Regions from separate parts of the Homo sapiens genome. Here region 1 is linked to region 2. A link is an interaction called in ENCODE POLR2A ChIA-PET data of the cell type or tissue named here. Cell type or tissue: endothelial cell of umbilical vein. All regions are shown on one strand. Links, peaks and the distances in the headings refer to the core of each region. The heading gives the core; the rest is flanking DNA.

Region 1 (12,411 bases), core at 1,654-9,653, 1.4 Mb after region 2:
TTCTTGTTTTCTAACACAGGTATCTCCTGCTTATATACACATGTTCTGAAAATACCTGTAATGGTCAAATGTGATAAACTTAAAAATAGACTTACATGCCCTAGAGGGATTCCCTTAAATTATTAAATCCCTAAGTATCTTTTGTGAAACATCTTCAACAATATATTTTCAGTATTTAAGACGTGGTCTGTTTTTGAATTGAACATATTGTTAATCAGTTTAAATCCAGGAAGGCTGAAATTTTAATGATTCTATCCTTGTGTCAGTGGTATAAATTTTGAGACCTATTTTTATCACTGTTGTTCGTTTTTTATGTCATATCTATAAAATATGAGTAAAGGTAAATGATACAGTGTGTACAAAACCATTTATTCAAATGAAGTCTTTTTTTTGTTTGTTTTTTTCTGAGACAGGATCTCACTCTGTCACTCAGGCTGGAGTACAATGGCATGATCTCAGCTCACGGAAGCTCTGTCTCCCAAATAGCTGGGACCACAGGCACACACCACTATACCCAGCTAATTTTTCCTTTTTTTTTGTTTTTTTTTAAGACGGAGTTTTGCTCTTGTTGCCTAGGCTGGAGTGCAATGGTGCAATCTTGGCTCACTGCAACCTCCACCTCCCGGGTTTAAGCAAATCTCCTGCCTCAGCCTCCTGAGTAGCTGGGATTACAGGCGCCCGCCACCATACCTGGCTAATTTTTGTATTTTTAGTAGAGACAGAGTTTCACCATGTTGGCTGGACTGGTCTCAAACTCCTGACCTCAAGTGATCCGCCCACCTTGGCCTCTCAATAAGTGCTGGGATTACAGGTGTGAGCCACTGCACCTGGCCAATTTTTCCATTTTTTGTAGAGACAAGGTTTTGCCATGTTGCCCAGGCTGGTCTTGAACTCCTGAGCTAAAGCAATCTGCCTGCCTTGGCCTCCTAAAGTGCTGGGATTACAGGTGTGAGCCACCATACCCAGCCTTTCAGAGACAGTGTCTCTCTGTCACCCTGGCTAGAGCACAGTGGCACAATAATGGCTCACTGCAGCCTCAACTTCCCGGGCTCAAGCTATCCTCTCACCTCAGCCTCCCGAGTAGCTGGGCCCACAGATGCGTGCCAACACACCTGGCTTTTTTTTGTTTTGTTTTGTTTTTGGTAGAGATGAGGTCTCAGTGTGTTACCAAAGCTGCTCTTGAACTCCTGGGCTCAAGCAATCCTCCTGCCTCGGCCTCCTAAAGTGTTGTGATTACTGGCATGAGCCACCATGCCTGGCCTTAATGGAGTCTTAAGATCATGATCTTCATGCCCTCTTTACCTGGCTCCTTAGATATCTTTGCAAGAGCACTGTTTGAAAGCTCCTGCTCTCTCAAAAAAGGTTCAGATAATTTACAAACACCAAAAATGACAGTGCTATTGAAATGGAGCTTTTCAGAGGCTGGCAGACAAACCACATATGTGATATCATGATAGCATGAGGTTTTTATTAAATAGTTTTTGTACTGAAGTCCTAATTTAGCATGTAAAAAACGATTAAGTTTAGTGGCATATATACTACATGAAAATAAGGTATTCACAAATTTAGGTAATGTCTTCCTATTCTTAAGTTACTAAAATTTTGCTCCTGGACTCTTTTTCTACACTCTTCCAAAATAGTCCATCCAATACTGTATTTTAAAATACCATCCATGTGCTGATGACTACCATATTTATATCTCCGATCCTGACTTCTCTCTTGTACACTGCTGTCTTGTGGACAGCTCCACTTGGATAGCTATTGGTATCTGAAACTAAAATTATCTAAAACAGAATTTTTATCCCTCTAAATCTGTTCCTTTCTAAGTCTAAATGTTACTACCTTCTTCTCAGCCACTCAAATCAAATATCTAGAAGTTCTTGATACTTCCTTCATCTTCCACACTGAATCCAGTTTAAGAGCTGTTAACCAATACATGCAACAAGTTGAATTAACAAAGTTGTTCAATATTAGGAAATCTGTTATCATAGAATAAAACCTACCTGGTTAATGTATATTATTATAATTTGAATATACCGTATAATTTCTTTCTTACATTTAGAACTTTTGCATATAAGATTAATCTATTCATATATTTGGTTAGTTTGGGTGCCATCTTTGTTGGGCTTTGTCAGCAGTTAGGCTAGCCTCATAGACCAGTTGGGATGCCTTCAATCTTCAGTGTTGTAGGATAATCTAAGAAACATAGGAATTGTTAGATGCTTTGAGTTTTGTTATAGCATGTCTGTAGAATCTGTGGGTAAAGGATTCTTTGTTAGGAATGGAATCAAGTATATAAATCCTTAATAAAGCTCTCATTCCTTCCATGGTTATTCATATTTATAACCTCTTCCCAAGTCAGCTTTGATTATAGGTTCTTAATTTATTGGCATAAAGATTTATGCAGAAATGGCACACTTTAAGCATCCCTTTCATCTCATTGAATATTACAATGGTAATGTTATATATTTGTGGAGTTCCCTGACCTCCTGGTCATACTTTTTGGAGGTTATTCACTCATTCATTCCTTCATCATTCATTACCAGCTTTCCATTTTGTTAATGGGTTTTACTTTTTAATTTTGCTTCCTAATTTATTTATTTCTGCTTTTAATTTTATGCCTTTGTTCACCTTTATTTGGTTTGTCTGCTCATTTTAACACTTCCAACTTAAATATTTTATTTAGTTTGTTTCTTGTTTTCTATTAGATGCATTTACAACATAAATTTTTCTTTGACTGTCAGTTTGGCCATATCCTGTAGGCTATAATTTTATTGTCATTCATTTCTAAATAGTCTGTAATTTTTATTTCTTTTTACTACAGTTATTTGGAAGAGCATTTTAATTTGCAGATAGTGGGATTTTTAGATGGTTGGCTGGTTTGTTTTTGGCTTTCTATCTGCCTCTAACTTCTCATTTTTATGCATCATGATGAGAGTATATTTCTATTTTCCAGGTTTGAGTTTTTCCTCAATGCCTTGAAAAAGTTATTTTTCAAAAGTTACAGGCACAAATGTTTGCCTGAATCTCAACTTTGAAGTCAAGCAGCCCACAGTAAATTATTACGTGAATACCTGAGATACAGGGGTTGCTTTTGTTGTTGTTGTTTAAACACCTAAACCCTGGAGTTTAATGCCATCTCATTATTTAAGGCCTGTGGATAGGAGAAATAAAACTTCTGCTTGTCAGGGCTTTTTGTCCTTTTTGTGTAAGGATAGGGATGGTGTAACTTTCAAAATAAACGTATTTTTCCTAGTTTGTTTTAAAAATATTTGAGTTCCTTAAATGGAGTTTCCCTATGATATTAATAGTTCTCCACACTGATTGGCCCTAGTATGCTCCTTTCTATGGGTTTTATAGGATTTCTTGGGGATTGGAAGTTGAGCCAGCACCTATGGCTTTTCTTTGGCCCCCACTGTACTCTTTTTTACCAGTTTAATAGTATTTCCAGGAGCACTTCTGAATACTCTCCACCCTCACACTCAAGATTTTAAAGCTTAGGAAATAATAATTAACTCCTCTTTCCTGTCCTGCTTATGGATGGAATGAATAAACTGCCATAGGAATAGTAGAATTATAGAGATTATTCCACATTCTTGAGAATGGAGAAGGGTGGCAATTCTAGTGATTCCTGTAAGACAATGAACAGACAACTAATGCATCAAATCACTGCCCTTTTATTTCCCATTAAGTTTCCTACTCTTTAGTGTTCTGTCACTTCTGAGTACATTGAGAGAGCCTCTGACTGGTCCTAAGGTCTTTCAGACCCCTCTTTGGAATAGAACATAAGTAGGGAACAAGAAGCAGCTAATCTTTGAAGGCAAATTTGGATTCTACAAATTAGAAAGATATTCTGTACTAAAAGAAAGACTAGCTTCAGAGTGTAAGTAGTATAATTTAAAGTATGATTTTTAAAGAAAAATCAGGAATCAGCTTATAAGAAAAAACTTCACAAAATTAATTTTGTGGATTTGGTTGAGGTGGGAAATTGTACTGCTGGCGTGGATGTCTGGGAAGCACATACCAGGTTGGCAGCTGCAGCTTAGCTTCGAGATCATCCCGTGCTGTGATAGCACCTGAGTGAAGATGTGGCAGGTGGAGAAGGCACTTTGGAACTCCTGAGTGACAGCCAGAAGCCAGAGTGTTACTTTGGCAAGTGTGCTACCAGGTGCTGAGTCTTGGGCCTGAGCATTCCTCACGATAACAGGTAGATCATAACTGTTTATTTCCTACTTTGATAGCAAATGAATGTGCATTTTACTAGATTGGATACTTACTTGATGGTATACACCTAATGTGAGCAGGACAGTTAAACATGGATTTACATATGATCAAAATCCTGAAATAATTTATAAACCTACATACAGTGTATAGAATTCTCATATCCTTCAATATGTGATAGATTCTTACTCAACTTTTTTTGTTATCTCAAAAAAAAAAATCAGAATTAGAAGGTAAAATAAAAGTCAGTAACTTATTTTAGAAACACCAGTTCCGAAGACTTGACTCATTTGTCTAATTGCCCGATCTTTGCTTCCCCAGTAGCTTTTTTTTTTTTCTGAGACAAGTCTTGGTCACCCCAGCTGGAGTGCAGTGGCACGATCACGGCTCACTGCAGCCTGAATCTCCCTGGCTCAAGGATTCTCCCACCTCAGCTTCCCAAGTAGCTGGGAGTATAGGCACACACCACCAGGCCTGACTGATTTTTTTTTTTTTTTTTTTAGTTTTTGTGGAGACAGAGTCTTTCTGTGTTGCCCAGGCTGGTCTCAAATTCCTGGGCTCAAGCCACCCTCTCACCTCAGCATCCCAAGGTGCTGAGATTACAGGCGTGAACCACTGTACCTGGCCCCCAGTAGCTTTTTGATTACCAAATCCAATGGAGTAAAAGTTTTTTCCACAAATGAGAAATAGGGTAAGCTGCTCTTATCCTCCCCACATCCCCATCTTTCAGTGCATGTGCATGGTCATGCACACGTGCACACATGTACACATGAACACTCATGCATGTGAACATACACAAGCATAGAGGAGGAAAGGTGCAGGGATAAGGAAGGAGGTCCACAGACCAGGAACATACTAGGACTGCTGTCCTTATAATATCCATTGTATTTACATCCCCTCCTCAAAAATCCTTCACATATGTAGATGTTTAATTACCTTAGTCATGTAAGCATCGGAACACCTTCACTGATCTTCCTTTTGGAACATATACATATATTTTTGAGACAGGGTCTGGCTTTGTTGCCCAGGATGGAGTGCCGTGGCACTATCTTGGCTCACTGCAGCCTTGACTTCCCGGGCTCAAGCAATCTTCCCACCTCAGCCTCTCAAATAACTGGAATTACAGATGTGCACCATCACACCTGGCTAATTTTTTGTAGAGATGGGATTTTGCCTTGTTGCCCAGGCTGGTCTGGAACTCCTGGGCTCAAGCAGTCTTCCTGCCTCCGCCTCCCAAAGTGCTGGGATTATAGGTGTGAGCCACCACACCCGATCCCTTTTGGAATTTTGATTTTTGGTGGAAGAGATAATGGAAGGAGCAACTAGGAATAAAGTATTTAGATTGCCAAATGGCAGCACTAAGCGCTGAGAAGGGTTAAAGAAGGACTAGAAAAGGAGGTAGAAGAGCCACAGAAGTTAACCTCCTGCTTCCTTCTGATAACTGTCAGTTGCCTGCCAGAGGCCCTTTTCCTTGCCTTTCACTCTCCACTCCCAGTCAGTCCTGGCTCACTGGGTGTTGTAGAGGCCAAGAAGGACTGCAGAGTTGAGAGTGGTTGGTTTTGGCAGAGAATTATGGGATGGAAAGCCAATGGTTGCCTGACTGAACCAAGTCTGTTGTTTTTCCCCATTTCACTGCTATTCCTTCTTTTTTCTGTAAGTTATTCTTTCTGTTGTTCTAATTGATTCATTAATTCATTCATACACAGATGTGCATGCATATACCCGTCATCTCTCCTGCCCCACTGAATCCAGTCTCCTGGTTTAAAGTTCTTATCGCCCCCCCCTACCAAAAAAAAAGATTTAAAAAAAAGTCTTCTTTTGAAACCGTTCCTATCCCTCCCTGCCATCCCCAAAATAATCCTTCTATATCTTATTCTTTTCCTGCCAAACATATGCTGTCATCTCTCTCTAGCACATACTTATTTCTTAGCTAGGAGTTTTTAACCTGTGTTCCATGCTTCTCCAAAGAGTCGATAGATAGAATTTGGAGATTGTATGATGTTGAGTATGGGAAAAAATTTTCATCTTTTTTTTCTACAACCTCTAATTGAAATTTAGCATTTCCCTTAATTATGAATGTAAGCAACAAACCCAATGTTAATAGCAGTATTCACCCATAGAAATGATGTTTCCCTACATATTACAGTTGAAACAAATATCCTGAAATATTTACACTTTATGTCAAAATCATGTGAATAGATTTGCTGCTACATCTTGTTATTTTAATGTGTTAGTAAAAAGCACATATTTTACTGTACCACAATTTTTAATATTTTGAGGACTATAATATAATTGGCTTCTTTTGCAATTCAATCCTATGTTTTTGTTTTATGTATTGAAAAGCCTTACTTTGAAAAGAAGTCTGTAGACTTCATTAGACTGAGAAAGGGGTCTATGTTACAAAAATATGCCTGTTTATCCCATCTCTCTTCCTTTTGCAGAAATAGCTCTCTCAGGGACCATTAGTAACCTTGACCCACATCCTCTTCTCTGTGCCATCAGTTATTTTATAACTCCTTCCTCTTTTGTCTTTAGTATCAAATCCTGACTCAACTCATTGGCTCTATCTTAGAAAATATATCATGTTTGTTTCTCTTTTTTTCTGCATAACTTTAGGTAACTTAGTCAGCTTTTACTTAGACTATTATAAGACCTTCCTAAATTGTCATCTTTGAGTTTCTTGCCTCCCCAAAACTAATACAGCTGGAGTTGTCATCCTAAAATAGAAATATGTACTCAGAAACCTTCAGTGTTTCCCATTACCTTGCTAAAATGTGGGTAGAAGAACACTATTCCCTTTTTCAGAAACCTTCAGTAGTTCCCCACTACCAAAGGTGAAACTCCGTATAGCATTATAGACTTTCCATGAACCAGCCACATCCTGACTGACTAGCCGCTTCTCCGGGAGTATTCATCACACAGTTTTCTGTATGTTGTATCATCTCTCACGCCTCTGGACCTTTGATCCTGTTGTTCTCTGGGCAACAATCCTTTTTTTTCTTTGCCTCACCTTACTCCCCCTCCTTCTACCTAACACAGACACATATACCATAGGGAATATAGGAATAGTTTGTCACTGTCATTGTATACTCAGTTTATATGTCACCTCTCAGAGGCTTCCCAAATCTGAAGCAAAGTCTTTGTCTCTTGTACTCTATGACATATCCCTATATGCAGGCATCCCCTGTGTTTTACAGATATTCATTTATCTGGTTTCCTTAATACATTTTATAGTTCTTAAGAATAGCAACTTGTATTCATGTTTGTAACCTCCGTCTTTAACTAAGCATCATCTCTTTCTCATAGTAGGCATTCAGATAAATGTTTCTTCCGTGAGTAAATTAATTCATTGGATACTGGCTTAACCTTTCATTTAGTTTGACTGGATAATCGTGGACCATGCTGCTATTTTTCTGCTACTCATGAAAGTATTACTTTAAAAATGTATTATTTGTATAGAATTTTGAAGTAAAATTTGATCAGCTAGCTCATGTCTCTAAAATGCCCCAAGAACTAAGGTATTTTATATTTAAGTTATATGTCTAAATTATACCACTGTCAATAAAATAAACTCCTCATTCACAAGTATCATTTTTTTACACAAACGATTTTTAGTTAACAGTTATTTTAGGGGGAAAAATATTATGGCTTTAACTTTTCAATAATTTATAGATCTTTGGAGAAAGCTAACTGAAAAGTGTAGCAGTTTATGACTTTAGGGGAATTCTGTGGCTAGAAATTTAAATGTTAATGAAATTATAGGAGAGGTGGGAGAGTACTGCTGCTCTAAATTTGTCTATAGCCATTTATTTTATAATAATTTTTCACTATCCACCATCTATATTGTTAAACTGAAATGAAGGTTTCACTTCTCATTTTCTTTATTTTTATGTATTTATTTATTTTTTAGAGACAGGGTCTCACACTGTCATCCAGGCTGGAGTACAGTGGCACGATGATGGCTCACTGCAGCCTCGCACTCCTGGGCTCAAGCGATCCTCCTGCCTCAGTTTCTTCAGTAGTGGAACTACAGGCATGCACCACCACACCCAGCTAGTTTATTTATTTTTATTTTATTTTTTCATTTATTTATTTATTTATTATTGAGACAGAGTCTCGCTCTATCACCCAGGCTAGAGTGCAGTGGCGTGATCTTGGCTCACTGCAGCCTCTGCCTCCCAGGTTCAAGCAGTTCTCCTGTCTCAGCCTCCTGAGTAGCTGGGTTTACAGGCTCACATCACCACACTTGGGTAAGTTTTATATTTTTAGTAGAGATGGGGTTTTGACACATTGGCCAGGCTGATCTTGAACTCCTGACCTCAAGTGATGCACACGTCTTGGCCTCCCAAAGTGTTGGGATTACAGGCGTGAGCCTCCACACCTGGCCTATTTTGTTTTTTCATAGGATGGGGTCTTGCTATGTTGCCTAGGCTGGTCTTGAACTTCTGGCCCCAAGTGATCCTTCCACCCCTGCATCCCAGAGTATTAGAATTATGGGCATGAGCTACTACACTTAACTGTTTTCTCATTTTCTTTTTTTTTTTTTTTTTTTCTTTTTTGAGATGGAGTCTCACTCACTCTGTCTCCGAGGCTGGGGTGCAATAGCCTGGTCTTGGCTCACTGCAACCTTCGCCTCCTGGGTTCAAGCGATTCTCCTGCCTCAGCCTCACAAGTAGCTAGGATTACAGCATCTGCCACAATGCTCAGCTAATTTTTGTATTTTTAGTAGAGACAGGGTTTCACCATGTTGGCCAAGCTGGTCTTGAACTCCTGACCTCAGGTGATCCATCTGCCTCAGCCTCCCAAAGTGCTGGGATTACAGGCGTGAGCCACCACGCCCGGCCTGTTTTCTCATTTTCTGGAAGAAAATCTTTGTTTCCTTTCAGGTGCCTGCTATATTTTCTTCTAATTAAACTTCAGTTTTCTCCCTCTTGCCTTCACTCCTGCCCACCATTAAATCAATGTATTTCTTCTAAATCACTCATTTCCAAGCGTTCTTACACTTATGTTCCTTACCAATTTCTAACATTGTTTTCTAATTATTTGCACTAGCCAAAGTGTTAATCCCAGCACTTTAATCTTCAATAATTTTTTTAATAAAGAGGATAGGTATGTTTGGCTTTTCCAAACTAAATGTTATTTCCCTTTCCCTTTGAGAAACATTATTCTAAATTATTTTCTTTATTTTCCAAAATTCAAATGTTGAGATATCATGCACAAAGGAATAGAGTCGGGCATTTTAACTCTAGGGCATTTTAACTCTAATGCATTTGATTTCTTGGTTCTATAAATATGTGGTAAGAACTAATGGGACACAGTTAAAGCTTTTGCCTGCATAATATTCTTCTGTGTTACTAAGGAGAGACGTTTTAGAATTACAGTAATGAGAATATGGAATAAATAATGACAATCAGGTTTTCTATTTTTCTGTACTGCAATTTCATTTTTACACTAAACTTTTTTAAAGACACACCTCACCATTTACTATGTGACAATCACTGTTATAAGTTATTATGTATATTAACTCATTTAATCTTCATAACAACCCTATGCTGTTAGTGGTATTATCATCTCCATTTTATATTTGAGGAAAATGAGACACAGAGAGGTTAAGTAACTTGTGCAGGTTGCTTGGTTAGTTTCAGGGAGAAGGCATGGTATGGATTGGTTCTTATATCCATAAATTATAAAATCACCCTGTAGTTCATCCTCTTTTCTTTGTACTTTATACTAGAATAAATTGTACCCTGGAGTTTATTAGTAAGTATTCAGAGACAAGTTTCAGAATACCAGTAAGCCAGATCTCTGGAAATAGTAGTCCCTTTATAGGAACAAGTGGTCCAGTCTAGCCTAGCTTCCTTTGGCACTGGCCAGTTGGTTTGCCATTGAGAGCAAGTTCTGAATGGAATACCATACCACTTTTAAATCAACAAAATAGTGGTGGCTAATTGGTGGCAAAGCAAATAGGTTTAAAGAAAGTGACAAGCCATTCTTATGATTATTGATGTAAAAATTCTTAGTGAAATATCAGCATATGTAATCCTCCTCAAAGTAATCATATTTCTCTATTGGCTAATCTATTAGTATAATTCACAATATAAGTTAAAAATTTGTGATTGTCTAATAGATCATTTTAATGTAATCCACATTTCTAAATTTTTTCTCTAAATCTTTTATGTAGGAGAAAAATGTATTTCTGTAAATGATTTTTCAAAGGCTGTATGTAGTGTGGTATGTATATGTATAGATGTATATAAAGTTATAATTACATATAGCTAACATATGAATGCTTGCTATATGCCTTGCACTGTTCTGAGAGTTTTATATTTATTAGCTCATTAAATTTCAAACAACCATATTTTATCCTTTTTTCAACAATTGAGGAAACTAAGGCATGGGGAGGTTAATTTGTCCCACATGAGATATATATATATATACACACACACACACATATATATATATTATATATATACACACACACATATATATTATATATATACACACACACATATATATATACACACACATATATATATTATATATACACACACACATATATATACACACACACATATATATATTATATATACACACATATATATACACACACACATATAATATATATATACACACACACATATATATAATATATATACACACACATATATATATTATATATATACACACACACATATATATTATATATATACACACACACATATATATATTATATATACACACACATATATACACACACATATATATTATATATATACACACATATATATTATATATATACACACACACATATATATTATATATATATACACATATATATTATATATATACACACACACATATATATTATATATATACACATACACACACATATACACACATACTTTATACACACATATATATATATGTTGTATTAAAACACTAGAGTCATTCCCATTAATATCAGAAACAACACAAAGTCACCCTTGTTCTTTAATATTGTAATGCAGTGGAACAAAAGCATGGATCAAGAGATATAAAAATTGATAAGGACGAGGAAATCTGATTATTTTATATTATTATATACACCTGAAAAACCCAAGCGCCTCGGTGAAACACTACCATTAAGAATTCACTGAGACATGTAAATCTTTTTCACTGAAGTTTTGTGTATAAGAATAGGTGTTTCTTTAGACATGAACAATAACCAGTTAGAAAATATAATGGGGGAAGAAACACCTCCATTCGCACCAGCAAGAAGAAAAAGCAAAATATTTTAAGAAAAGTTTATTAAGAAATACAAGCCGGGCACGGTGGCACACACTTGTTATCCCAGTACTTTGGGGGGCCAAGGCAGGTGGATCACCTGAGGTCAGGAGTTTGAGACCAGCCTGGCTGACATGGTAAAGCCCCGTCTCTACTGAAAATATAAAAATTAGCTGGGCATGGTAGCACATACCTGTAATCCCAGCTACTCAGGAGGCTAAGGCAGGAGAATTGCTTGAACCTGGGAGGTGGAGTTTGCAGTGAGCCAGGATGGCGCCACTGCACTCCAGCCTGGGTGGCAAAGTGAGACCCTGTCTCAAAAAAAATTAAAATAAAATAAAATAAACGTTTAAGAAATATATAAGTTCCCCGTAAAGAAATCTAGGGAACTCTATTGAAAGATTTTAAAATTTTCAATAAACTGTCATTGATTGAACAATTTAATAAGTCAGCAATGCTTTTTAAGCACCTATTACTGTAGCACTATCTCCATCAAACTCTCAATAGCTTTTTGGTTAAAACTTGTCAAAGCAATTCCAAAGAGTATCTGGAAGCATGCACGTGCAAAAATAACCAGGATAAGAATATGAAAATGAGAAGACTTGCACACAGGGTACCCAATATATTACAAATCTACAGTTATTAACATGTGCTGCAGGCACAGAAATAGCAAAAGATCAGTGGAACACAACTGGAAGTATGGAAGTAAGCCCAAGTTGATAAGATATTAATATAAAATAGGATCATCACTTCTCTTCTCAAAACCCTTCAGCAGTTTCCCATCTCAATATAAAAGCCAGTTCCTTCATGTGACCTAAAACCTTGCTACTTAAAGTAGTGGGGTCCAGGGACCAACAGCAACAGCATCACCTATGAAATTGTTAGAATGTGGAATCTCAGACTCCATTCCAGACATCCTTCAATCAG
Region 2 (12,411 bases), core at 2,768-10,767:
CTTTCCTGTTGATTCGTAAGATGTCCTCAAACAGTAAAGTTATTGTCTCTGGCTTTTAACTTTGCTTTGTGTCCCTTGTCACACACAGTTGTTCATTTCCCTGCCTTCTCTACTTTATTCCAAATTCCTTGAAATGTTGTCTTTTGTTTACTCAAGTAAAAATACTCAGAATTTTATTGCCATATGAATAAATTCAGAATTGTATTCTCACTTTAAACAGTAGGGTTCTTGATTTTATTTTCTATTTTAGAAATCAATTAATAGCTAATTTAAAAAAATCCATTACACCCACAATCAAAACAGTAAAAATTCACATTCTGTTTTTTTTAAAATGTTAACTACTAAGGTACAATGTCCTTACCTAACGTCAGTGTCTAAGTTTTCTTGTTTGGACCGTTTTATACTTTCAAGTATAGATTCACATTCACTTAGGAATGACTAAGTCTTTTTAGTCATTCCTAGAAAGGACACATAGAAAATACATGTGAAGAGATCATCAACTATTTCATCCTTCAACTTTAGCGTTCCTATTTGAACAACTACATTTTCATTTTATGCTGTGACAAGGGCATGGTTAAAGATGAGTGAAAACATGATCCTTATGGGTACATTTTAGTAAATGCAAATTTTATTAAGTTGGGGGAAAAAAGTCCTAGAAAAATGAAAAAAGAAAAAAAAAACCCAGAAAGCACACACAGTATACAAGCCCATTTGAAAATTATTTTTAAATTCAACAGACATGAAATTACTTTGGCAAATTGCTGTAAAAATTTAAATGCTCATTCTAAGAAAACAACAACAACAAGCCCTTTTCCTAACTTAGGTTCCTTTCCTCTCAGTCCTGCTCAGACTTAGTGTTTCTCACATCCAGGGCACCAGAGATGATGTTCTTCCAAGGTTGAGTGCTCTGTTCTTGAGGGGCAGGGCGGGGGACTCTGCAAGAGTGGTTTTGAGAAAAATTTCCTGTAAAATACCCTTTTACCCAGATTATAAAATGCTTATTTTTGGTGGAAAATCTCTAGTAAAACACAGAAAATCACAAATAAAAATAAAAATAACCTGTAATTTCACCACCTAGAGATAACAACTGTCTTTGTTTTTTTAAGTATACATACACATTTGTTCTTTTTTTTTTTTTTTTTTTTTTTTTTTAGAAATAGGGTCTCGCTCTGTCACACAGGCTAGAAGGCAGTGGCATGATTGTGGCTCACTGTACCCCCAAACTCCCAGGCCCAAGCGATTCTTCTGCCCTAGCCTCCTGAGTAGCTAGGACTTCAGGTGTATGCTACCATGCCTGGGTAATTTTTAAAAATTTTTTTGTAGAGGTGGGTTCTTTCTGTGTTCCCCAGGATGGTCTCAAACTCTTGGCCTCAAGTGATCCTCTCACCTTGGCCTACCAAAGTGCTGAGCTGACAGGCAGTAAGCCGCTGTGCCCTGCTCATATACCCATTTTTAAATAAGTGAGATGCTCCTAGGTATATATATTTCCCCATGTCATTAAAGTGTCTTCGCAAATATTTTTATGGTTGCCTAATATGCCATTAACCTTTATTTAACCATTCTCCTGCTGTTGGATACTTAGGTTAATATCCTTTTTTTGAATCTCCGTTTAAAGAGTTCTACTAATTGGCAGGTTTCTTCTCTCCTTCACTTTCACTACTCTCACCAGCATAACATGGAACTGATTCTACAGTTCGAAAATGCAAGATAGGAATCTTCTCCTTATCTCATGTAAACACTTACTTTATAGTAATTGTTTCAAAAATTTTACCCCCAAATGATTACCGAGCTTACACATATTAGGGCATAAGATGACCTAGGTCTCTTTGGGTTATCGACAGGGTTCTAAGAGGGCCCCAGTGACACTACGTAATACCTCCTTATGCCGCTCTTATTGAAGGAGGGTCACAAATTCCTCCAGACCATATTCAGATCTGCTCATCTCCATCCAGAGAGGTTTTAGCACATCACAGCTTGCTCCTGGCCTGATAAACTATCAGTCCCTGAGGAGTGATTGAATAACCCACATTTCAGTAACTACCATAAAATATGATTCTGCATCCACTCAGTGGCATCGTCTCACAAGTGCCTTTGATGCAGGGAGCAGCCTCTGCTTGTGACAGTGCAGCTCGACTGAGCAAATATCCTTTTCTCAGAGTGAAAAAAACAAAACAAGGAAGAACAAAAGAAATTGTTGCAGGCCTTTTTTTTTTTCCTCCATTAAACATATGATGCCTGACTGGATTTTCTACTTTGTACTTAATAACTCACTTGTTAATACTATACATCAGGCCAGGCATAGTGGCCCACACCTGTAATCCCTCTGAGGTGGGAGGACCACTTGAGCCCAGAAGTCCAGGGCTACAGCAAGCCACGACACTCCAGCCTGAGCAACAGAGAGAGACCCTGTCTCTAAAACAAACAACACAATGCACGTCGTTAATGTACACCAGAGAGGAGATTTGGTCTGCAAATTCTTTAATGATATCTCTTGTGACCATTAGAATACCTTCCCAACTACTAGTAAGCTGATGAATCATTTTGAACATCTGGAAACATTCTTCTAAAGTTTGTTTTTTTCCCTTGTCAATCACAGTTTTGTCTGATCGTGGATTCTGGATCCATTAGTTCTAATGGATCAATTCAAGTGGGCATGAAGTTCCACTTTGGCAATTCAGAGTAAAAGCTTACCTTCCATGGCTGATGCTCTTCTGCCTCCATTATAATTTTACCAGGAAAACAATAGTCCCTCTCCACTCTTATTCTTGGTATGAACAATAGGATGTATTTCAGTCAGTAAATTCTGTGGTTCTGAATTTCCTTCAGATTGCTTTACTTCTAAACATTTCGAAAAGATTAGCTGTATGTGTAGCTCTGGGTTCAGCTTCACCTCTTAGAGATTTCTCAACCACTAGGACCTAGACAGGTTTTCCCTTATGACTGAAAGTCTCGTAGAAAAGTGACAACTCGGGCTCCCCTAACACACATCTCAGTGGTAGGGAGCTGTCTTCCTGGGAAAACATAATCCAGGGCTATCAAACAAAAGGAAAATATTGTCTTACTGATCAGTGTGTTTTCAGGGCCTGGTACAATGACTAGTGCAAATTTCACAAATATTTTGTGAATGAGGGAGTGAATTAACTGAATTTCTTATTCCTTCACTTTGGTTTTGTTTGCTGTGAGTTATATAGAACTCATAGGTAGGGTTTATTTTTGGAAAACCTGTATTTTGTGAAGTTCACCTCATGACTTACAGTGGTTCAAAAGGTATTGTTGAACTTCCTATAAATGTGAGCATAAAAAACTTACTTGACTCTAAATGATATACTTATGTAGGCCGAGCTTTATAATTTAATTTGGATAGTAAGTGGTAGTATCTAATTATAGTGTTGTAAAATTCGGTTTACTAAGACTACATTTGCATTATACTATAAGAAGTTCTATCTTTAAAGTACACACGTACCTGCATGTTTTTTTTTTTTTACTGTAATAAATTTAAAGTATTATGTCATGTCTGTTGAATATGAGGAACATTTTGGGGCAGTTGATAGGATTTTTGATGCTAAACAAGGAATGTTTTGCTGTTTCTTCCTGTACATTCCCTAGTACTGTGCACAAACAGTAGAGTTGAATTTCGTGGTTCTCCAGTTGAAATAGAAAGGCTAATTGCCGTTTCTTTTTTTTTTTTTTGAGACGGAGTCTCGCTGTGTCACCCAGGCTGGAGTGCAGTGGCCGATCTTGGCTCACTGAAACCTCTGCCTCCCAGGCTCAAGTGATTATCCTGCCTCAGCCTCCCGAGTAGCTGAGATTACAGGCACGTGCCACCACACCCAGCTAATTTTTGTATTTTTAGTAGAGACGGGGTTTCACCATGTTGGCCAGGCTGGTCTCAAACTCCTGACCTCAGGTCATCCACCTGCCTCAGCCTCTCAAAGTGCTAGGATTACAGGTGTCAGCCACCATGCCCAGCCCTTTTTTGAACTACCTCACCTAGTCTTAACTTCACCTGTTACCTACTTTCGAATTTTAAAAATTAATACTTATTTTCACTCGTGTTAATATCTTTTGATTCTTCTCCATGTTTTTAAGCAATTGGTTTTGAATGTGACCCTGCAACCGTGATCTCAATTGGGTTTCTTTTTTTTTTTTTTGAGACAGAGTCTCTCTCTGTCACCCAGATTGGAGTGCAATGGTGTCATCATGGCTCGCTGCAGCCTCGACCTTATGGGCTGAAGTGATCTTGAATTGCTGGACTCAAACCATCCTCCTGCCTCAGCCTCCCAAAGTTCTGGGATTATAGGTATAAATCACTGCACCCATCCTGGCTTTCCATTTTATCCTTTACTTTTGCATTTCATATTTTAGTGTTGTATGCATCCATCAGTCACTGGAGGCTGCTTTTTTCCTTTATTACCTATTTTTAAGGATAGACGAGATATAGAAAAATCAAATCATACATAAAATGGGAATAATACTATCATTTGCACATATAAATGAGTATATTCCCTGTGGGAAGACTAAGCACTTTTCCAGACACTGCTGACTTTGTTGAAATTTTTGTTGCTCATGTTTTAGAATTGTCTTTGTAGACACCATACCAGACACAGAAGGGAACTGGCTTTGTTACTTATAACTTATCCTCTTTATCTTGATTATCTTTTTTTCCCTTTCTTGTCTCTCTGGAAAAAGAAGATTTGTACAAGAACCAAATTGAAACTTGGAGCCAGTAGGAACCCATTGGATTGTAGATTTTATGGAATATGTCTAATAATCATATCATTATAATTAAGACCATAATTATTTGGCATTTTACCATATACTGAACACTTTCTGCATAAGTTCTCATTTTTCCTTATGACAAGAAAGGTAGCTATTAAAATTTCGGAGGAGGAAAGGAAGGCTTTTAAGTGACTTGTCCAAGGTCACAGTGGTGAAGTTAGCAGTTAAACCTATTTGTGATGCTAAGTCACATTTTCTTTCTCTGCTGTCGTGCCTACCATTATTTGTGTGTAGTTTGCTTTCTGTAATTGGGTAATGTCAGTGTAATTGACAGTATTGTAAATAATTTTGGGCTACTCATTGTGTGCGCACACTTGGAGTATAAAATGAATGTTTGCCTTTAGACTTCGGCGTAAATGGAGACGAGAGGTACTGAGTGCCAGGTGCAAGCAAGGCCTTCTGGAATGCTGCCTTGTCACAATCCTTTTCTGTTTGACGAGATCGATGCAGTGAAGGACAACAAGATTTTCTTAGCAGTGGAGAAGTGCCACGAGTGATGAAGCAATAAGACATGTGCAGGAGAGAGCGCAGGTGTAGTGATCAGGCACAAAGGCAGTAAGAGATGGCTGGTTGACCTCCCACCATAGGGAAGAACCTTGTTTTGGCTAATTGTCTTGTTGGGTGTTCAGAAAGTTGACCTCCAGGGAGACAGTGTTAGATAAGAGCATGAACATACAATTAAAATGATTAAATTAAAATTTATTTTTGGAACACTTATTTCCTTAAATGTGAGAATGAAATCTCTAAGCATATGCTTTCTTTTCTTTTTCAGTTTAAACCTTTTTAGAAATGAGACTGGGTAGATTCCATTTTAGCTCAACAAATGTCCTTTTAAAGCTTTCTTAAAAGTAAACATAGGTCAGTTTTAATTAAGATTTGAATGATACCCATAGATTATTCATTGTACCTTAGAGTTGATTCCAGATCCTGTTTACATTGATTTAGTCCTACTTTTTTTTTTTTTTTTAGTAGCTTTTTCTTTTTTTAGTACTGTAAGAACTCACTGTTGGTGTTAAAACACAGATTAGCTAACTTTGAAGCTTATAAGTATACTCTTATAAAAAGATTCCAAGTTCCAAATCAAGATTCTCCTATGTGGGAGCTAGGATGTTTCTGCCTCTTGTCTCTTCACTTTTTCTCTTTCTCTCTTTTTCCCTCCTTTCAGCAGCAGTTACCTAACGGATGCCAGGGACTGTGTTAGGTACTTAGTGACTTTTAGGAACTTGGACTAAGTATTTGTAAAATAAGTACTGGAAAATGATTAACATCTATCAATTTTTTTATAACTTACCATGCACTTTGACTATCATATCTCACTTATTTAAATTCTTACCACAGCCTTGTGTAGTGTTGTTGTCATGTTACAAGTTCAGACACAGGCTTTGACAGGTTCACTTACTTCCTTGCCTAATGTTGCATAGTTAGTGAAGCGCTAGCACTGGAGTCTGTACTTAGGCCCCTCTGACTTGCCTCGGTATGATTGTGCTTGCTTTGATTCCCGTCATTTCTACATTTAGTGGTGGCTTTTAGTGTTCCATTTTCACTTCCCACTTACACTGCCATTCTGCCCCCAGATTCTTATTACCTCATTCTTGGCTCGGGGGGATAAGCTTCATAATTGGTTCTCGTTGTTCTTCTGAGTCATCTTCCTGTGAACCTTGGTCAAATTAGTATTTTTTTTCAAGTGGTTTACCTTCCATGCTACCCTTAAGTTCACCCTTGCAGTTGGGTTTTGTAAGCTAGCCCCTATCCTATTGTCCTGCGAGACCATTCTTCCCAGTTTCCACTTAAACAGTGAAGGATTCCTTCCTGGATTATTTTCTTCCCACTCCAGCATTTCACATCTTTCAAGATGCAGTGCTTATCTTGTCTCTTCTTTGAAGCCATCCCTTACTTCTTCAACCCACTGACCTCTGGATTCCAATGGTCTATTTTGCTAGTATTTTTTTCTTTTTCTTGACATTTCATAATGTAGCCACATGTCTCTTAATTTTTATCTCTTCCATACCTGGTGATTTGTGTTCAGGGGCCTTATGTAATGTTCAGTTGACTTAAACAGAAGGAAGAACTCTAAAGTCAAGACTACTGTACTCCGAATTTTTGCTACCATGAAGTGAAACAATGGTAGCATGATCTCAGATGTTGCCAGCTGAAATAGTTTGGTATATATGCTCATTTGTCTTATAGGTGTCTTTTCTGTTTTTTGGCATCCTGTGCTTAATTCTTTTTTTGTAATCTAAGCTTTGTTCCAATTCAAAAGGAGTTGTTATTGTGTAACATGAAGCTTAGATGCATATATTGAGTTGCTTTATGTATTTTTTTTCCTATTTGAGTTTGGTATGCAGATGACTTCCTGAGGATGTAAATTTTCAGTGGAAAGCTTAAAGCTGGTTTTGGCATGATGTTTATTCTGTAACATGCTGAATCATTATATCAAATATTGAGTCGTTTTCCTTTATCTCCTTCTTTTATACAATATTCAATATTTATAACATCTGCTAACTACTGAATTTTTAAATCTACTTTTGTGGTTGAAGTTTAAACAGCTACTTTTACAGGCCGTATTTATCTTTATTTTAAGGTAGTTACACAGGTAATGAAAGAAATGTGAAATAGGACAGGCTGTTCTTGAAGGTCATGTGAATTGCCCTTTGAACTTGTTATATGATTAGAAATAAGGAGTTTTCAAATTCATAAACAAGTGCTTGTTTATATGGCTCTAACAAATATAATTGTACAACACTGCTAATATGGCAGATTAGTTTCCAGAAATGCTGTTCATAAGACCACTTTTTAAGTCTCTAAGCAGTGTGTGTATCTGTACCTGAACTTGTTAATGGGAGGACTGTCTTTGTGATGGCACTGGATTCAACTTTCACATTTCTTTTCAACACTTTTAAATTGTCCAAGCAAATTTTTGTTTTGACTTTGTTCTTTTCAATGCATATTTTGAAACACGGTTTCAAGTCCAAGGCAACATCTGAGGCTAGTGCCATCTGTTGGTGACAGTTAGAATTAAATCACTTTTGCTTTGATGCGAAGCTTTGTTCTTTACCATGAAAGTGTACATTTTAGGTGAAATGCCGGCTTATTAAGTGAAGACTTCATGAAGTTTTTAGAAAAATTTATTCAGCAAATATTTGAACACCTGCTGTGTGCTAGGCATTGAGAGCTGTTAGCAAAACCAACAGTATTCCCTGTGCATTAATGGGTGGGATGGACAAAAAATGAATATGTGTGCTATGGTAGGGGCAAGATGAAGCAGTGTAAGGGGGATATAGAATTCAGGGAAGGTGGGTGGCATGCTGCAATTTCAGATAGAATGATCAGAGGTGGTCACCATGGAGGGTGTATAAGGCACTCTTCTGTTGTTGCTGGATCATGAACTTTAGAGGTTTTAAGCATTGAAAATATTATTGTTCCTCCTCCCCCATAGGTAATTTGAAATGAAAACAGTATGAAACTTGAAAATAGTAAGAAAGTCCTGAAGTTATTTTCTCCATGATGGCTACTTCACTGCTTTTGTTGAAATAAATTATTTCAAGAACATTAAAAAAAAAAAGTATTCCAGCTTTACTGGTTCTCTGAGCATATGTGTAAGCTGCCAGTTGGTTTATTGAACACTGAGAGCTAGGCACTCTAGGGGGAATGTGAAGATAATTCAGACCTTCTTTGAACCTTGCACTAGCAGGTTGATTGGTTAGAGCAGTGGCACTTCAGTAAATTAAGTGGGAACAGGGATGTCTGCATATTAAGAAATGCCTATTGTTTAGTGAAAGTGAAGTATAAGTATAAACTTACTTATAAAATAAGTGTAAGATTAGCATACAGATTTCATGATGATTTAAATCTTAAGTCTTTAGGACAGTGTTTCTCAAGCCGTCTTTGCTGAAGGGTTAATGTTGTAATTTTGAAGCAATCACAAACCAATGACTTTGTAAAATATATTAAAGTTAAAATATGAGAAAAATGAACCCCTCTTTGCTTCCCTAGTTCTTTTTTTTTTTTTTTTTAACCTTTTTGCTTCTTCCTTTGTCTCCCTCTAGGTTGGATTATTTTATCTTTTAATAATAAAACCTCATTCTGTATTCTTCTGTTTGTTTCTTCTGTTTATATGGCCATAAAATTATACAGTGTTGTGGTGTGTTTTTGCATGTGTGAGTGTGTGTATTCGTAACATAGTGAATGTTTAATGGAAATACACTGTTTGTCACTGAATACGTTTTGCAGTTTATCACCCTTTCTATGCCTCTTGGGTTATCATGGATGGGCGGGATTTGGCCTTATAAGTGATACCACCGAAGTTGAAATGTGAGGGTTCCTTGATTCTTTTTGGTATTGGGCTCTGTTATGGTTTGAATGCATCTCCTCCAAAATTTGAATGTTGTCAGTGGAATAGTATTAAGAGGTTGGGGCCTTAAGAGGTGATTAGGTCATGAGGGCACCTTCCTCCTTAATGGGATCAAGACCCTTATAAAAAGGCTTCTTGTAGTGTTCTTCCAGCTTGCTCTTCTGCCATGTGAGGACACAGTTTTTCCTTCTTGCCCTCTGCCTTCTGCCATGTGAGGATGCAGCAAGAAGGCTCATACCAGATGTCAAATGCTGGTGCCCTGGTCTTGGACTTCCCAGCCTCCAGAACTTTGAAAAATTTCTCTTCTTTATAAATTACACTGTTCCAGGTATTTTGTTATAGCAGCACAAAGCAGACTAAGACAAGTTCTCTAGTTGAATTGTCCACCCTATACCCCTAAAGGGAAGGAAGATTAAGAAGAAGAATTAATATATAGGCTTCTGTAGGCACATTGTCTATATAATGAAGTGTGTAGTAAGATGAATGTCTTTGAATCAGGTAGCACTTCTTGCTTTTTTTTCAGCATTCTCTGCAGCATCTTTCACATGTTAGGCACTTAATGCTTGTTTGTAGCATGGAGTCCATTTCTTCAAATGAGCCTCTTCCAAGGCATTCATTGACAACACTTTCATCCCTAGTATCAAAATAATAAAATGTAGTTCTTCCTCAACACATTATGATCAGAAACATCTATGATTTTTGTTTTAATAAACCAAATTTTTAAAACTTATTTTTCAAGCCAGGAGTGTTTTGCCATAGGACAAAAAAGTTTATCTCTATTAAGCAGGTAGCAGATCATCAATCTCTGGAAATTTTTTCCCCTCCAGAAGGCTGTTGCTGTTTTTTATTTCTTTTATTCTTTTAGCTTGCCTGCTGGCTGTTAGAATAGAGGTGACAGACGGTCTTGATATACTGTTGGGCAGAGAATCTGCTGGTTTTTATTTGGCATAACAAATGATTGAAAACAGTGATGTTTTGTTACAGTTCTAATAAGGCCGACATGGTAGTGATTCTTAGGGTGCATAAATTCTAGGCTCTAGAAAAAAGTGCCTTAGTAAACTGGGCACTGTAAATGTCCCTGGACTATATAAGAAGAAATTTCTTGGCATTAATGTGCATGAGATAGATATCACTTATTGCAGCTTTTGGAAAAGTGCATAAAGGATGAAGCTAATATTTTCAGCGATGATCTGTCTTGGAGCCGTTTTCCTTCCTGTTGGTCTATTCTCTCTCCACCTCTTTCATTGCTAGACTCAGTGAATCAATTTCTCAGTGACAACCATGATAAGGCATGCCTACACCTAATAATTCTCACCCAAGTTTGTTTTTAAAATTAAAATGGCCTATTTCCTATTATATCTTTGGGTGATAACGATTAGAATAATTCTTCCACCTGCGTGCATTTTCATATGCACTGATTTTTGTCATGGGAAGAAACAAAGCAGAGGAATGTTTTCTTCCTTGCTGTGATACCTAATTTTGGAAGGTACACTAATTTCAAAATGTTTGATATGGGAAATGGTTGCATATTCCAAAAACACTTAGCACGACCTTGCTAAATAATGCTCTCTCCTGTGGTTTGGATCAGCATTGTTTTGTTTTCTTTGCATCTTTTGATCTATCTGAACTGTCTTCTGCTTGCAGATATATTCATAAAATAGGATTTTGCAAATTGAAGAGTAGGTAAATTACTATTAAAGCGCTGTATTTGTACTCCCTACTCAAATCTTCTGAGACTGAACTTTTTTTTTTTTTAAAGGAATCTATGAAAATCTGGCTTTCAGCGAGTCTTATTTTCTTTTTACTGTTTCCTCTTAAGAGTTTTTTAAGTTGGCTGAATTTACTCTACTTACTCATATGTGTTTTAGTAGCTATTGAGCCATTTTATTTAATAGCTTGAATAAACTATTGGTTATTGAATCTTTTTAGAAATACTTATTTCTAATCCCCTCTCTTTCCTAAAAAGGAGGGAAGAAGAGATATTTTATTATCCAAGAATATGCTATCAATATCCTGGAGCCCACCTATCTAGTTTCCAGTGTGTCAACTAGCACCAGCTTAGCTAACCAGACTTACAGTGAGTTTGTAATTACATGATTAGGTATGGCATACCCAGTTACTCCTTCTTTTCTCTGCCTACCCCAAGCCCCATTAGCTCTGTTTTATGACAGAAATTTCAGATTTCTTTGGCTTTTCTGATTCATTTACTGACGAAAGAGACTTTTTCTAGGTTTCAAGAATTATGAAGAGTCTGAGATTCTACCCTACTTGCAGGTTAACGTATTAGCCTGCCATACTTTCTTATGTTGCTGGACAACTCATGGCACAGCAGGCAGTATGAGCTTGAAGTTTGCATTGACTCCCCTGCCCCTCAAGTCCCACAGGGGCCACATGGAGACAGGCCTGGGTTGGTGCTGTCCACAGAGTGGGTTTGTGTCCTAGGTGTAAAAGCTCAAGCTTAGGAGACCCCTATTGTTATTAAGACTGCTAGCAAACCTGGACAACTTTCGCCCCTGAGGGAGAAGTTATCTTTATTCTGGTCAGGAAACAACTCTGCCCCCCCAGGGAGACACTTTCTGTCTCTCCTAAGGCTGTATGCTATCCAGACATCCATAAAATCGTGTGGACAAGTTGCTGACACAAGATGTACAGAAACATGAGATGTCCATGGATGATGGCTTCCCAAAGTTAGGTAGTAGCAAAAAGTAGAACTCTGAATTTTTCTGTTTTTGTCGGCTTCTCCCAAACGAGAAAAGTTACTTTAAATGATGAACATGAATTCCAGAGAGACACAGATTCCTCCATGTGAAAGCCATTGCTTTTGTTTTGTTTGATAAGACCCTAAATTAGTGGGCAGTTAGCTTTTCTGGGGCTAAGTATTCCAAAGTGTGCTTTCTGAGCAATCTGTGCTTACTGCTGTTAGAGCACTCAGCATACTGCTGTCATACCTGTTTTTCCCACTATACTGTATACTTTTATGAAGGTAAGGAATATATATTATTCATTTTTGGGTTACCTCTCAGGTTTGCCTGTCATTATAATACATTCTTAATAGCTGGCTGTTGAGTGTAATGAGTGAATAAATCATTAGAAGCTTTTCCATTCAAATCTGGTTGTTCTTTTATCTTTGCTTATTCAGATTCTTTACCCCAATTTGAGAGTGTACCGTCTGGTAGAAAAAGTATCAGGAATATAAAGGATTAGTAAATATTAGTTTTCTGAATGGGTTGATCTTAGATAGAATCCTGTGTTAGTTTTGAAAAGCTGGGTCAGATGCCGAG

Evidence for each region. ChIA-PET counts read pairs that join two places held together with the same protein. Peaks named below come from ENCODE experiments on the same cell type or tissue, not always from the same donor. Only the 100,000 strongest peaks of a DNase experiment are listed, where the experiment ranks them.
Region 1: POLR2A ChIA-PET joins it to region 2 with 7 read pairs; 1 of 35 experiments calls an interaction of 5 or more read pairs at or near these places.

The regions. Positions count from the first base shown.
Region 1 is chr11:110,106,995-110,119,405 of GRCh38, forward strand. The region is part of intron 1 of ZC3H12C (zinc finger CCCH-type containing 12C); the gene reads left to right. Among named protein-coding and RNA genes, the nearest start is that of ZC3H12C, 20 kb to the left of the region's middle. In endothelial cell of umbilical vein, for the core only: no CTCF peak of the experiment used is centred there; a DNase peak (open chromatin) is centred at 5,717.
Region 2 is chr11:108,727,380-108,739,790 of GRCh38, forward strand. The region is part of intron 13 of DDX10 (DEAD-box helicase 10); the gene reads left to right. All of the region lies in intron 2 of LOC124902750 (a long non-coding RNA gene), which reads right to left. Among named protein-coding and RNA genes, the nearest start is that of DDX10, 69 kb to the left of the region's middle. RefSeq lists an enhancer at 6,393-6,512. In endothelial cell of umbilical vein, for the core only: a CTCF peak has its summit at 7,762 (motif pointing left); DNase peaks (open chromatin) are centred at 6,442, 7,062 and 7,622; H3K27ac peaks cover 1,882 bases.